2 separate regions of the Homo sapiens genome follow, and region 2 is linked to region 1. Evidence: chromatin contacts called from ENCODE Hi-C or POLR2A ChIA-PET data. All regions are on one chromosome and are shown on one strand. Each heading gives the region's core, a stretch centred on a gene start or an enhancer-like site at or near the end of the contact. The rest is flanking DNA. Distances are from core to core; before and after follow the strand shown.

Evidence for each region. A loop is a pair of places that touch in the nucleus more often than their neighbours do. ChIA-PET counts read pairs that join two places held with the same protein, here RNA polymerase II (POLR2A). Pooled maps may share reads with other maps.
Region 2: a loop to region 1 is called in a map of endothelial cell of hepatic sinusoid, with 5 times the contacts of the local background. The contact joins two enhancer-like sites. A Hi-C loop is called at or near these places in 5 of 168 maps with a recorded cell type or tissue (astrocyte of the cerebellum, endothelial cell of hepatic sinusoid, gastrocnemius medialis and 2 more) and 5 of 50 pooled maps. POLR2A ChIA-PET finds 5 or more read pairs at or near these places in 11 of 52 experiments (CD8-positive, alpha-beta T cell, H1, MCF 10A and 8 more).

Annotation. Positions count from the first base shown.
Region 1 is chr17:67,488,322-67,495,696 of GRCh38, forward strand. All of the region lies in intron 1 of PITPNC1 (phosphatidylinositol transfer protein cytoplasmic 1), which reads left to right. Among named protein-coding and RNA genes, the nearest start is that of MIR548D2, 20 kb to the left of the region's middle. RefSeq lists an enhancer at 952-1,191. Within about 2 kb of position 2,875, at least 15 of the 41 ENCODE cell types and tissues checked have a DNase peak (open chromatin) inside an H3K27ac peak, as active enhancers do; they include CD8-positive, alpha-beta T cell, where a contact is called at or near this core.
Region 2 is chr17:67,397,428-67,404,802 of GRCh38, forward strand. The region is part of intron 1 of PITPNC1 (phosphatidylinositol transfer protein cytoplasmic 1); the gene reads left to right. Among named protein-coding and RNA genes, the nearest start is that of PITPNC1, 24 kb to the left of the region's middle. RefSeq lists a silencer at 4,726-5,020. Within about 2 kb of position 2,969, at least 5 of the 41 ENCODE cell types and tissues checked have a DNase peak (open chromatin) inside an H3K27ac peak, as active enhancers do; they include CD8-positive, alpha-beta T cell, where a contact is called at or near this core.

The sequences.
Region 1 (7,375 bases), core at 1,625-4,124:
CAGCCCGGTTGTTATATAATGTGAACCCAGAGGCCTGCCAGACGGCCCTCCCTGTGCCCCGGGGGAGTTACAAGGCTCTGTAACTCTTGGAGTCAGTCAATCCTGCAGAACAGAGTCCAGGGGCCTGGTGTGTGCTGTGTTTTACAGATGACACATTAACCTTTGAAATTCTGTCCTCAGTCACCTTCATCAATGCCTGAGCGAACGAAGGAAGGGCCACATGTGGGCTCTTTTTTTGTTCACTTTTCCAAATGGAGATAAGACATGTAACAAAATTTACCATCTTAACCATTTTTAAATGTACAGTTCTGTGTTATTAAGTGCATTCCTATCGTTGTACCAGTATCACCACTATCCATCTGCAGAACTCTGCATCTTGAAACTCTGTGCCTGTTCAGTGGTAACTGCCTGTTCCCCTCCTGGCAGCCCCTGGCAGCCGCCCGTCTCTGAATTTCAGAGCCACTTTCTGTCCCTGAGTTTGACTACTCTAGGTACTCACATAAGTAGAATCACACTGTATTTGTCCTTGTGTATCTATCTGGCTTATTTCTCTTAGCGTAATATCCTCAAGGTGCATCTGTGTGGTAGTGTGTATCAGAATTTCCTTCCTTTTCAGGAGTGAATAATATTCCATTGTACGGATATACCATGTTTTGTTCATCCATCCATCCCTCCGTGGATGGACATGGGTTGTTTCCACCTTTTGACTATTGTGAATAGTACTGCCATGAACACAGTTATACAAATACCTGTTTGAGCCTCTGCTTTCTGTTCTTTGGGGTACTTTCCCAGAATTGGAATTGATGGGTCATACGGTAACAGACTCCTTTTTTAAAAAAGAAAAGTATCTTGAGAACTTGGGAGAGCCACCCTAGGAGTACTTACTGGGCTGGATTGTTTGCTCCGTCTCCTTTTGCCTCCAGGTACAGCCCATAGGCCTCTGTCCTCACAGATGTGGTATGGAAGAGTGGCCCTGTTCCAGGGTGAGATCACCAGTGTAGACCTTCTCAGTTTGACCCTACATCTGATGAACCCCCAAAAGCACAGAGAGGATCTCAGAATGAACTAAAGATCATGGGCTATAAATGACTCCTTCCTTCTCCTTTTCTTCCTTGGATGACAAAGATTGTGGTCACTATACAGTTATGGTGGCCTCAAGTCTGGTAAATCAATGATGTTTCATGTTAGCTGCTCACGGGATTCACCTTGTGGCTTATTGATGTCCAGACCCCGCCTCTGATCCCGCCTCTAGAGATTCTGATTTCATTGGTTTGAGTCCTGGCCTCAGCATGGGGACTTTTGAAAGCTTCCAGGCGAGTCTAATATGCAGCCAGGGTTCTGTAGCACCCAAGTGAATTACTGAACCCGAACCTTTTCTCAATCCCTTTCATGCTGTCTGTTGTCTTTTTGGTTATTTCTTTTTTCTTTTTCTTTTTTAATTTGAGATGGAGTCTCGCTCTGTCCCAGGCTAGAGTGCAGTGATAGGATCTTGGCTCACTGAAACCTCTTCCTGCCAGGTTCTAGCAATCCTCCCACCTTAGCCTCCCGAGTAGCTGGTATTACAGGTGTGCACCACCACGCCCGGCTAATTTTTGTATTTTTAGTAGAGACGGGGTTTCACCATGTTGGCCAGGCTGGTCTCGAACCTCAAGTGATCCATCCCCCTCGGTCTCCCAAAATGCTGGGATTGCAGGCGTGAGCCACCACACCCAGCCAGGTTATTTCTTTGGAGCATATCTTCAGATTTGTACATCTCAGCCCAAGGTTTAAAGATTTGGAAACAGGCTTTTCTGTGTGTGTGTGTGTGTGTGTGTGTGTGTGTGTGTGTGTGTGTGTGTGTTTTAATTAACGAGGATGCATTATGTAACTTTGGAGCTAAGAATGAGGAATGAGGATGCATTATGTAACTTTGGAGCTAAGAATGAGGAGACCTGGGTCATACTTGTGTGTGTGTGTGTGTTATTATCTAACCAGGGATAATGAATTATTTAACTTGGCAGGATCTCAGTTTGTTGTTGTTGGTTTTTTGTTTTTTGTTTTGTTTTTTTTTAAATCTTGGCTTTAAAATTAGGGCATAGATTGGCAAACCAGATAAAAGAATGAAATTAATGATTTTTTTAAAAATGTCCCCTCTAGCTCTGACATACCACGACTCTGAATGAACAGGTGGAATTGATGGGGAGTGAGGAGGCTTGGAGAGAGAGCCCCCGGGTGTGAACCCATCCTGTTCTAACAATAATGAGCTTTGGGATGAAGAGCCTCCCCGCAGGCAGGGGACTGCTGGGAGTTTCTGGTGTCCCAGAAGAAGCCTTCAGGGCAGCTCTGATCAGTAAATAAAAGGATACGAAATAAAAATCTCAAAGGATCCGTAATGAATAAGAAAGCAGGAATGTCGTCCCCAGGGAGAAATGAGTTGGGGGCTTTGTCAGTCACGAGAGAACATAGCACAGGACTCTGGGTCCAATGGAGCTGAACGTCAGCGCCTCTGTCCCCACGAAAATAGTAACTTCCCTGACACCATCCACCTGATGCCAAGAGCTGTTTATATCAACATTTCTTCTCGGGATTCTTTCAAACTTTATACTTACTTCTCTCCTCCTCTGATTCTATTCAAGGAATGTGAATGGCTGAGGTTTTGTTTTGTTTTGTTTTCCTCTCTAGATTAGCACAGCTAATACAGTGGAATTGTGATGCCAGGGTCTATTAGTGTAGAGAAACAAAGAATGCAGTCCTGCCCTGGGCACCAGGGTTTACTTCCATGGTGACTTCTTCTTAAGCCCATGGGAAAGTGAGAGGGAGGTGACCTCCTCACAGTCGGCTCAGCCTCTGGAGCCCGGAGCCGGAGCCAGCCCCATAGTGTGTGGCCATCAGGATGACGCAGAGAGGCGTGTGAACGCAGCCGGCCACTGCAGCTGGTGCACTTGACTCTGGGCAGCGCGTTCCCAGGAACCCGCAGGACACTGAGGACCGTGCGTGATGTAACCCAGATCTGCCAGATGTGGGAGCCAGCATGAGTCACAATGCCGGGCCGTTCATTAAGAAATGCTTTCTGGGTCATCTGGGTGCAGGGCACTGCTGCTTCCCTGCTGTCCAGGGTTGGAGGCATCAAGTCTGCCCACCAGGAATCCCCAAGTTCATGAACATCTGTCTAAAATTATAGCCTGGTTTTCTGAGCTGATGTGGCACAGAGCACACGCACGCTGATGGTCTCTGGCTTGTAATTTGTTAAAGGATCTCACCACTTTGGTTAGTGGTGGGAAATCAGATAATAAAAACATACGCCCAGGTGGGAGGGTCACTTGAGGCCAGGAGTCTAAGACCAGCTCCAGCAACATAGTAAGACTCCGTTTCTGCAAAAAGATAAAATTACCTGGGCATGGCATGCCTGTAGTCCTAGCTACTTGGGAGGTTGAGGTGGGAAGATGGCCTGAGCCCAGGAATTCAAGGCTGCGGTGAGCTGTGATCACACTACTGCCTCCAGCCTGGGTGACAGAGTGAGACCCTGCCTCAAAACAACGACAAAACCAAAAACCAAAAACCCCAAAAGTGTAAGTTGCTGTGAGGTTTCTGCACATTTTAGTAAGATCAGAAATGAGGTGGGGTGTTGGGAGAAGCCAAAAACTGTGCTGGCATTGTGCCAGTGAAATGCCAGCAATCACGAGCGGTCTTCCTTTTTTTTTCTTTTTTTTTTAAAAAAAAAAAGATGTGCAAGATGCCTTATGGTGAATAACAAGTATATTTCTGAGAAGTTGTAAACTAACTCCTTAAAAAAAATCCTTATGGATATAAGACATACAGTCAGAAAAGTTCATGCATGCATCCCTGGGTAAAATCTGACACCCAAGTAACTGTAGCAAGTTGAAGGGTGGCCCCTTAAATATCCCCCAGAGCCTGTGAATATGATCTTATTTGGAAGGAGACCTTTGCAGACATAATTCAATCAAGGATCTTGAGATGAGATCATTCTGGATTACCTAAGTGGACCCTAAATCCAATGACAAGTGTCCTTACAAGAGACAGAAGAGGAGAAGACACAGACACACAGGAAGGAAACATATGAAGCAGGAGGCAGGGATTAGAGCACTGGAGCTGCAAGGAACAGCTGAGCCACCAGAAACCAAAAGAGGCAACAAACGGGTGGTCCCCTCGTGCCTTTGGAGGGAGCCTGGCCCTGCTGACACCTTGATTTCTTTTTTCTGGCATCCAGAACTGTGAGCCAGTAAACTCTGTTGTGTGAAGCCACCAAGTTTGTGGTGATTTGATAAGGAAACTAATAAAATCATCACACCTAGATGAAGAAGCAGAATGTTTCCAAAACCCTGGAAACTCCCCCTCAAGCCTAGTTTCTGTTTTCACACCGCCCCAGGACAGCTACTGTCCTGATTTCTAACGCCGGGGATAGGTTTTATGCCATTTGAACATAATAAATGGAATCTTACGGTGCATCGTCTTCTGTGTCAGATTTCTTCCCCTCCACGCTTTGTGAGATGTGTTTATCCTGTTGTGTGTTTGATGATTCTCACTGCTGCTTAGTTGTAGTGTTCCACGGTGTGAATATACCACGATTTATTTACTCTTCTCCTGTTGGGGGCATTTGAGTTTGGGGCTACGACAAAGAGTGCTGTTACAAATTCTGTTTCGTTCCTTTCTGATGAATATACGTGGGCGCTTTTGTGAGTTACATTCTCAGGAGCTGAATTGTTGGGTCATAGGCTATCTGTGTGTTCAGCTTCAGTAGCTATTGCCAGTTTTCCTATTAATTTTTTAAACACCCCATCCGATTTGGAATCTCTGTGTGAAATGGAGAATCCAATGGTAGATTCAGTAACCACTCTTTAATGTGGCTATTTTATAAGGTCCAAATGTTGAACGCAGGGTTTTCTTGGAGCAAGTTCCTTCCTTAGATCACAATCAGGAATATTCCATGTCTCAGAAGAGCCCATTACAGGGCTGGGCAGGCGTGAAAGCACACCAGTTTCTGGGAATCGGAGAGGCTGGGCTACTGACTGTGAATTTTAAATATTCTTAACCCATCGCTGGAGTGATGAATAGCACAGCTGTCGTATCCTCCATCTCGAGACTCAGAAATAAATTTGCAGTCTTTTAGGAGCTCCAGTTTTAATTCTCCTTTCCAGCTTTTAAGCTCTATGCTCCATAACTTAGGATGCAACCAAATGATATGCAGCATTTCTAAATATTCTGCTTTGATAAGTGAGTGGAAATAGTGCTGGTACAGCGGATAAGACTAGATTAAAACCCAGGGTCCCCAGCTGTCTAAAGAAGATGTGCTGCTTTGGATTTGCCTGATGCCCCAAGATCTTTCTGGAAATGGGGGAGGGTGGCTTTGACCTTGGAAATACTGGAAAGGGGAGGAAAGTGTGGTGATGGTACCTCAGAGGACTGTTTTCCCTCCAGACGTGAGATGGGTGGGATGGTAGCAACCTAGCTATCATTATGACTGATAAGCCTTCTTTTTCCCAATACAAAAGCAATTTGTCTTCCTTGCAGAATGAGAAAAATTCAGGTCCACCAGAAAATAACCACAAACCTGACACCCACAGTTAACCACTGTTGAATATATTTGCATATATACATTTCATATACAAACCTTTCTTCCCATACAAACATTTTATTTCTGCAGTCAACGAGTATGTATTGAATGCCTGCCATGTGCCAGTCCCCAGGGATAGAGCATGAATAAAACAGACAAACCATCCCCTGTCCTTGCGGAGCTGACCTTCCAGTGGGAGCTTATTATACGATACATATGGTACTAAAATGAGATCTTATGGTACATGTTTCTTATCGGTTGCTTTTTTCCACTAACAATATGTGTAACCTCTTTCTTTCTTTCTTTCTTTCTTTTTCTTTCTTTCTTTCTTTCTTTCTTTCTTTTTGAGACGTAGTCTTGCTCTGTTACTCAGACTGGAGTGCAGTGGCGCAATCTTGACTCACTGCAACCTCTACCTCCTGGGTTCAAGCAATTCTCTGCCTCAGCCTCCCGAGTACCTGTGATTCCAGGCACCTGCTACCACGTCTGGCTAATTTTTGTTTTTTTAATAGAGACAGGGTTTCACCATCTTGGCCAGGCTGGTCTTGAACTCCTGTCCTCGTGATCCACCCGCCTCGGCCTCCCAAAGTGCTGGGATTACAGGCATGAGCCACCGTGCCCAGCCCTGTAACCTCTTTCAATGGCAACAGATATTCAGATATAACTTTTATAGATTTATCAATGAACTAAATCCCCAGTGGTTTTGCTTGCTGGTGGTGGCCAGCACATTCGGAGATGGTGACTGCTCTGATAGTACAGGTCCCAGAGTGCCAAAAGGACCAGGGTGCTGCCATTGACTTGCAGAAGCAAGAAGTAGGCTGGGTGCAGTGGCTCACGCCTGTAATCCCCAGGAATTTGGGAGGCTGAGGTGAGCAGATTGCTTGAGTCCAGGAGTTCAAGACCAGCCTGGGCAACATGGCAAAACACCATCTCTACAAAAAATACAAAAATTAGTCGGACGTGGTGCTGCATGCCCGTGGTCCCAGCTACTCAGGGAAGCTGAGGCAGGAGGATCATTTGAGCCCAGGGGGTCAAGGCTGCAGTGAGCTGTGACTGTGTCACTGAACTTCAGCCTGGGTGACGGGGAGACCTCGTCTCAAACTGGCAAAAAAAAACAGCAACAACAACAAGTAGAAGTAAACTTTGGCAATATTGAGCCATGGAGTTGTTTTTTTTTTTGTTTTTTTTTTTTTTTTTTTTTTGAGACGGAGTCTGGCTCTGTCGCCCAGGCTGGAGTGCAGTGGCGCTATCTCGGCTCACTGCAAGCTCCGCCTCCCGGGTTCACGCCATTCTCCTGCCTCAGCCTCCCGAGTAGCTGGGGCTACAGGCGCTCGCCACCAGGCCCGGCTAATTTTTTTGTATTTTTTAGTAGAGATGGGGTTTCATCATGTTAGCCAGGATGGTCTAGATCTCCTTACCTCATGATCCGTCCGCCTCAGCCTCCCAAAGCGTTGGGATTACAGGCATGAGCCACCGCGCCCGGCCTCTGAGCCACGGAGATCTTTTTTAAAAAAACTTTTATTTTAGGTTCAGGGGTACATGTGCAGGTTTGTTATACAGGTAAACTCATGTCATGGGGGTTTGTTGTACAGATTATTTCATCACCCACTTACTAGGCCTAGTAGCCAGTAGATACGTTTTCTGATCCTCTCCTTCCTCCCACTCTCCACCATCAAGCAGGCCCCCAATGTCTGTTGTTCCCCTCTTTGTGTCCGTGTGTTCTCATCATTTAGCTCCCACTTGTAAGTGAGAATATGCAGTATTTGGTTTTCTGTTCCTGCATTAGTTTGCTAAGGATAATGGCCTACAGCTCCATCCATGTTC
Region 2 (7,375 bases), core at 1,719-4,218, 91 kb before region 1:
TCTGTTCTCTAGACCTGGAGAAGGAACTGCCCTGAGGGTCTTCCACACCTCTCTTTTTGAGAAAAGTTAAGAACAAAGTAAAAAGATGCAGTGGAGAAATGACGTCGGGGGTTAATGGATTGGGATTTTAGGGCTGGAGTCCAGGCTTATGTTGCTCTCTGCTGAGCTCAGGATCTGCACTGAACATCTCTCTAAATCATGGGCTGGGGTAAAACCTGCTTACACTGGCTCAGACCGGAGGACTTTGCAGCCACCTCAAGACACACGTTTGGGTGTGTCCCATCTCCAATCAGGATGTTCAACTTGCTTTCTTGGATCTTTTTGAATTGCGAATTTGGCCATAGCTGACCACTTGTTTTTGCATCAATACTTCAAAGGGTTCAAGGCCAGGTGCGGTGGCTCACGCCTGTAATCCCAGCACTTTGGGAGGCCGAGGCGGGCCGATCACGAGGTCAGGAAATCGAGACTATCCTGGCTCACATGGTGAAACCCTGTCTCGACTAAAAATACAAACAATTAGCCGGGCGTGGTGGCGGGCACCTGTAGTCCCAACTACTCGAGAGGCTGGGGCAGGAGAATGGTGTGAACCCGGGAGGCGGAGCTTGCAGTGAGCCGAGATCGCGCCACTGCACTCCAGCCTGGGCGACAGAGCGAGACTCCGTCTCCAAAAAAAAAAAAAAAAAAGTGTTCAAATTTTAAGTCCTGGTAATTTATCCCCTCCCATAGCAAGTATTGGCGCAAAAGTAATTGTGGTTTCAGACCATGAATTTTAAATCATTGTAACTAGGCCCAAATACATCTTTATTAATCAAAATAATCAACACATTTTTGCCAATGAGAAATAAGTTTGTTTTTTCCTTTAATGTAAAAATCTGTGCTTCGGGATTCAGCGAACTCTTGGAAAGCATTTTTTTCTTCATCCTGCTGGTTGTGGAAGCGTTTTTCTGTATAAAAAGTTGTCGAGATGCTTGAAGAAGTGGTAATCGGTTGGCAAGAGGTCAGGTGAATATGGCGGAGGAGGCAAAACTCTGTAGCCCAATTGGTTCAACTTTCTAGGCATTGGTTGTGCGACGTGCAGTTGGGTGTTGTGGAGAAGAATTGGGCCCTTCCTGTTGACCAGTGCCGGCTGCAGGAGTTGCAGTTTTTGGTGCATCTCATCGATTTGCTGAGCATACTTCTCAGCTGTAATGGTTTCCCCAGGATTCAGAAAGCCGTAATGGATCAGACCAGCAGCAGCGACCACCAGTGACCGGGATCTTTTTTTGGTGCAAGTTTGGCTTTTGGGAAGTGCTTTGGATTTTCTTCTCAATCCAACCACTGAGCTGATCATCACCAGTTGTCGTATAAAATCTATTTTTCATTGCACGTCACAATCCGATCGAGAAATGGTTCATTGTTGTGGCATAGAGTAAGGGAAGACAACACTTCAAAACGACAATGTTTTTGATTTTCGCTCAGCTCATGAGGCATGCACTTATGAAGCTTTCTCACCTTTCCAATTTGCTTCAAAGGCCGAGTAACCATAGAGTGGTTGACGCAGAGTTCTTCGGCAACTTCTCGTGTAGTTGTAAGAGGATCAGCTTTTTTTTTTTTTTTTTTTTTTTTGAGACGCAGTCGCGCTCTGTTTCCCAGGCTGGAGTGCAGTGGTGCGATCTCGGCTCACTGCAACTTCCGCCTCCTGGGTTCAAGCGATTCTCCTGCCTCAGCCTCCCGAGTAGCTGGGATTACAGGCACATGCCACCACGCCCGGCTAATTTTTGTATTTTTAGTAGAGACGGGGTTTCACTGTGTTAGCCAGGCTGGTCTCGAACTCCTGACCTTGTGATCTGCTCACCTCGGCCTCCCAAAGTGCTGGGATTACAGGCGTGAGCCACTGTGCCTGTCAGAGGGTAAACTTTGATGGTTGTTCTCAGTTGGTCGTTGTCAACTTTCAATGGCTGGGCACTAGCTTCATCTTCAAGGCTCTCGTCTCCTTTGAAAAACTTCTTGAACCACTACTGCACTGTGCATTCTTTAGCCATTCCTGGGGGCAAATGCGTTGTTGATGTTGAGAGTTGTCTCCGCTGCTTTACCACACATTTTGAACTCGAATAAGAAAATCGCTTGAATTTGCTTTTTGTCTAACATCATTTCCATAGTCTAAAATAAAATAAACAGCAAGTAATAAGTCATTAGCAAAAAAAGTGAAAGAATGTGCATTAAAATGATGTATAACATAACCACATTTATTTAAGAATGTATTCCAATATCAAATGGCAAATTCCAACAGTGCAAAAACTTACCCCTGAAAACAGGCATAGTCACTTTCAAACTTGATTTTTCTTTCATTTTACTCTACCTTTTCATTTGATGAAACACCTTTGCATTTTATCTCCCTGAGCCAAAGTACCTGTAAGTTGCCCGGAGTTGGGGTTGGTGCAATACTGTGGAAGAGTGTGGACACGGAAGACCTAGTCAGTCCTTGCTGTGTGATATCAATGATTTGATTGAGAAAGACTCATTTTCCTGGGCCTCACCTGTCAATTTTCTCAACTGTCAAATGCCCTCTTTTGGCCTGTATTAGGGGCTGATCTCATGCAATACGGAGCCTACTCTGCAAATACAAGGGGTCATGGTCATTGTCCATTTGTGGGGAGTGTGAAAACACCTGGTGATCATGATGGGCTAGGTACTGTTTCACACTTTAAAATGCCTTTATTTTAGGGGGACCCTCTAGTGCCATAGGTATTTTGGAGTCTCTGCTTTCCAAATGGCCTATGGGAAATCCTGAGATGTCCGTGGGATCTAACTTTGCCCAGTGGGAATGTTGTGTCATAGTCATAAAGGCTTAAGGATTAGTTTATTTCCAGCCCTGCAGGGGCTATAAATTGCTACTTTAAATTTCATTCCAGCACCCTGATGTTTATGTTGCTATGGTGGTGTGTCTCTTGCTCGGGTGACAAGATTGCCATTGGAAATAGGCCAAAATAACAGCCTAACAGGTGGCTGTGCTTTGGGAAGTCATTTGCAAAACTATTTTGCGAAGAAGTCTGGTGCAAATAAGTCACATGACTGTGCCCTTAACTGTAGTTTATAGTTTAGCATTTTTTTAAAACGCATTCCTCCCCCTTTCCGTTTTATATATAGACTTTTTTCCTCTTTCAAGTAGTGCCGTGCTGATTTCCTGTAGTAACACAAGGAAAGATTTCAGCTCATTTTATTTAGCAGTGGATGTCCTTTCCTTATTTTTTGTAACCAGAGCCCTCTTTCTAAAAATAACCCTTCTTTTCCTAATGTGATTCTTCTTATAGCTGATGTACTCTATTTAAATGAAAGGCCTCTTTTTAACATGCCCATTTTAATCGATATATATTTATTACATATAACTATATATAATAAAATACATATATAAATATATAATAAAAGTAGATTTCCCTGTAGGGTCTAATCCTTCGTGAATGTGGTAGCAGAAATTGTTCGTTACGCTTTCACCTGCCAATTATGATTGTTTTCTTTCTTTCTGTTTTTTTTTGGAGATGGTGTCTCACTCTGTCATGTCACCCAGGCTGGGGTGCGGTGGTGCCAACTCGGCTCACTGCATCACTGCAACCTCCACCTCCCGGGTTCAGGCAATTCTCCTGCCTCAGCCTCCCGAGTAGCTGGGATTACAAGCATGCACCACCACACCCAGCTAATTTTTGTATTTTTAGTAGAGACGGGGTTTCACCATATTGGCCAGGCTGGTCTCAAACTCCTGACCTCAAGTGATCCGCCCGCCCTGGTCTCCCAAAATGCTGGGATTACAGGCGTGAGCCACCGCGCCTGGCCAGTTTTCTTTCTTTTGAGATAAAATCACGGAAAGAACCTGAGTATTAAACCAGTTAAACTTCCTACCCACTTAAGAGTCCTTTCTATGATAATCTTGGATGGCAATCATCTTGCCTTTGGGCTTAATACCAGCCATCGCTTGGGTGTGGGCTCTTTTTGGTAATACAACCTCTATGATTTTCCACTTTGATTTGTTGGAAGATGCTTTCTCATGTTTAGTTGGTATCTGACTCCTTAGAGCTTTCAGGATCGTTTCTACCACTATAGTGACAAACACAAGCCCTTTCCACATGCTGACTCTTTAAACATTTAAAGAAATCTATAATGTTGGCTGGGTGCGGTGGCTCATGCCTGTAATCCCAGCATTTTGGGAGGCCGAGGCAGGTGGATCATGAGGTCAGGAGTTCAAGACCAGCCTGGCCAAGATGGTGAAACCCCATCTCCACTAAAAATACAAAAATTAGCCGGGCCTGGTGGTGGGCGCCTGTAATCCCAGATACTCAGGAGGCTGAGGCAGAGAATTGTTTGAACCCAGGAGGCGGAGGTTGCAGTTAGCCGGGATTGCGCCACTGCACTCAAGCCTAGAAGACAGAGTGAGACTCTACCTCAAAGAAAAAAAAAAAAGAAAAGAAAAGAAATCTAGATTGTTCTCCTTTGATCTTCTCTTCCACTGGCTTGCTACTCTCAATTCCTTCAGATTGAATTTATGAAATGCTTTTGTCTCCCTCACCATTCCTGTGGTTCCTCTTTCTTATTGCCCTTTAGAAAATATTGAACGCAATGCGTTACAGCAGAGGTCAACTAACTTTTTCTGCAAACCGCCAGATAGCAATATTTTAGACTTGCAAGCCGTAAGGTCTCTGTTGCAACTACTCAACTCTGACCTCGTAACATGAAAGCAGGCATAGGGCAACATGTAAATGAATAGGCGTGGCTGTGTTCCAGTAACATTTTATTTGTGGACACTGAAATTTGAATTTCATAAAATTTTCACATGCCACGAAATATTATGTGCCTTTTGCTTTTTCTTTTCCAACCATTTAAAAATGCAAAACCCATTTGTAGTTGGAGAGGCGTACAAAAACAGGCTATGGGCTGCATTTGGCCCATGGGCCGTTATTTACTGATCTTAGATATTGGAGGACCAGTGCTGAAACCACTGGAACTTCAGCTTTAACACTAGCACTGTCATTTTCAGAAGCCGCATCAAACTGCTGGCTGCTTCTGACAAGGTGGTCAGTTACACTTGGTCTTCTCCACCCCCCATCCCCCGCCCCTCCGCCATTTCCTGACAAAGCTGTCTCTCTAACCTGTGGGTATGTGTTCTGCCGAAAACAAGCAGCCATACCACAGCAGCCGTAACCATAGGACTTTGAAACAAATGCAATGAATGGCATCCACTAGTTTCAAGTTTGACCACATGTTTTTATTGTTTGTTTGTTTGTTTTTTGAGTTGGAGTCTCGCTTTGTCGCCCAGGCTGGAGTGCAGTGGCGCAATCGCTGTTCACTGCAATCTTCCCCTCCCTGGATCAAGTGATTCTCCTGCCTCAGCCTCCCAAGTAGCTGGGATTACAGGTGCCCACCACCATGCCCGGCTAATTTTTGTGTTTTTAGTAGAGACAGAGTTTCACCATGTTGGCCAGACTAGTCCGGAACGCCTGACCTCAAGTGATCTGCCCACCTTGGCCTCCCAAAGTGCTGGGATTACAGGCGTGAGCCACCGCGCCTAGCCTGACCACGTTTTTGATTCTTGCTTCTGTTATATCTGTATTAACCGTTCTTCTTAGCTTCGTGGCAGATGTGATAAGCATGCCTTTGTGTCTTTCTCTAAGTCACTGACTTTTCAGTAACATCTAAATCATAAAACATAGGTCTGGCCAGGTGAAGTGCTTGTGCCTGTAATCCCAAGGGGCCAAGGCGGGAGGATTGCTTTAGTCCAGGAGTTGGAGACTAGCCTGGGCAACACAGTGGACCTCATCTCTACAAAAAAAAAAAAAAAAAAAAAAAGTCATGACTGCTTTCCTTTGTTGCAGAAACCAGTAGGTATTTGGGTGTAGAAATGAAACCCTCAATTATATTCATAAGGCTAAAAATGAACTATTCCCTACTTCCTCATTTGTTTTGATTTTTAAAATAAGGTTCTCGTTAGATATTTTGAGAAACAGTTTAAGATTATAATTTTGTATGCAGAGGAGAAAATTTAGAAAATGGTGAAGCCAACTTTTTTAGTGTATAAACATTTAATCATAATTATATATGTGTCCGTGTGGACATTTATTTACCAAGGCTTTGCTTTAAGGGGAAGGGAGAACACAGAGGGCCAACATTTATGGAACATTCTAGTGGGCCAGGCCCAATGTGTTAATCATCTCATTTCAATTTTGCAGTTATCCTCCAAGGTGGATCCTATTATCTTCATTTAACAGACGTGGAAATTGAGGCTTAGAGGATTTGACAAAATTACCCCCATCATTAATGGCAGAGCTGGGTGTAAACCCTGGGCTTGGACTGGCGTTATGTCTCACGGCTGTAATCCTAGCATTTTGGGAGGCTGAGGTGGGTGGATCACCTGAGGTCAGGAGTTTGAGACCAGGCTGGCCAACATCCTGAAACCCTGTCTCCACTAAAAATACGAAAATTAGCCGTGTGTGGTGGCAGGTGCCTGTAATCCCAGCTACTTGGGAGGCTGAGGCAGGAGAATCCCTTGAACCTGGGAGGTGGAGGTTGCAGTGAGCCGAGATTGCGCCGCTGCTCTCCAGCCTGGGCGACTGAGCCAGGCTCCATCTCAAAACAAACAAACAAAATCCCTGGGCTTTTTGGCTACAAATTCCATTCCAACAACACCTTTGTTTTGCATAACCAAAGAGAAGTTGATGTTAATTCATTGTCAAGTTATTTGTACCGATATACTAAATATCCTAAAATGGGGATATGTTCCTCAATTATTTACTGGAATGGTAACATTTCTGGAGCATATATCTTCAAAACTGTAATGTAAATTAAGAATATGAACATTCTCAGTGGAAAATGACTGTTCAAGTTAACATTATTTGCATTTGCCATTCTTTTGTAAAGCCAGAAACGTAGATACAATTTTAGATTACCTTCAAGCTATTATAAATCTTGAGGGAAACCTTGATTGTTTTTTAGAAAAATATGTCTATCTAGACTGTGTCTTGCAAACAGGCACTTTAAGATGTCATTATATGAATATTCAGAAACTCAGATGTAATAGAACCTAGATGAGAATGTGTGATAATCTAAAGATATCATTTAAGTCAGGGCTTTAAAAATACATGACTTCAAGTGAAAAACTGAGCCTTGTAAAGAAGTTCTTTACAATTCACCAAGCATGCTCTAAACCTGCATCCATCCTGAGTTCTTTAAAAGCAGACTTATAAAAGGGAGATGAAAGATATTTTCAAAATATATTTTTGAAGCACAAAGTAAAACATATTTAATATTTTAATTGTTTGAAATGAGTTGCTTAAACTAGTAGCTGCTGCTGGGAATGACAAAAGCTTGGCTAAGATTATTCTATGGGGAAGCTGGTTTATGGCTTTCTGGA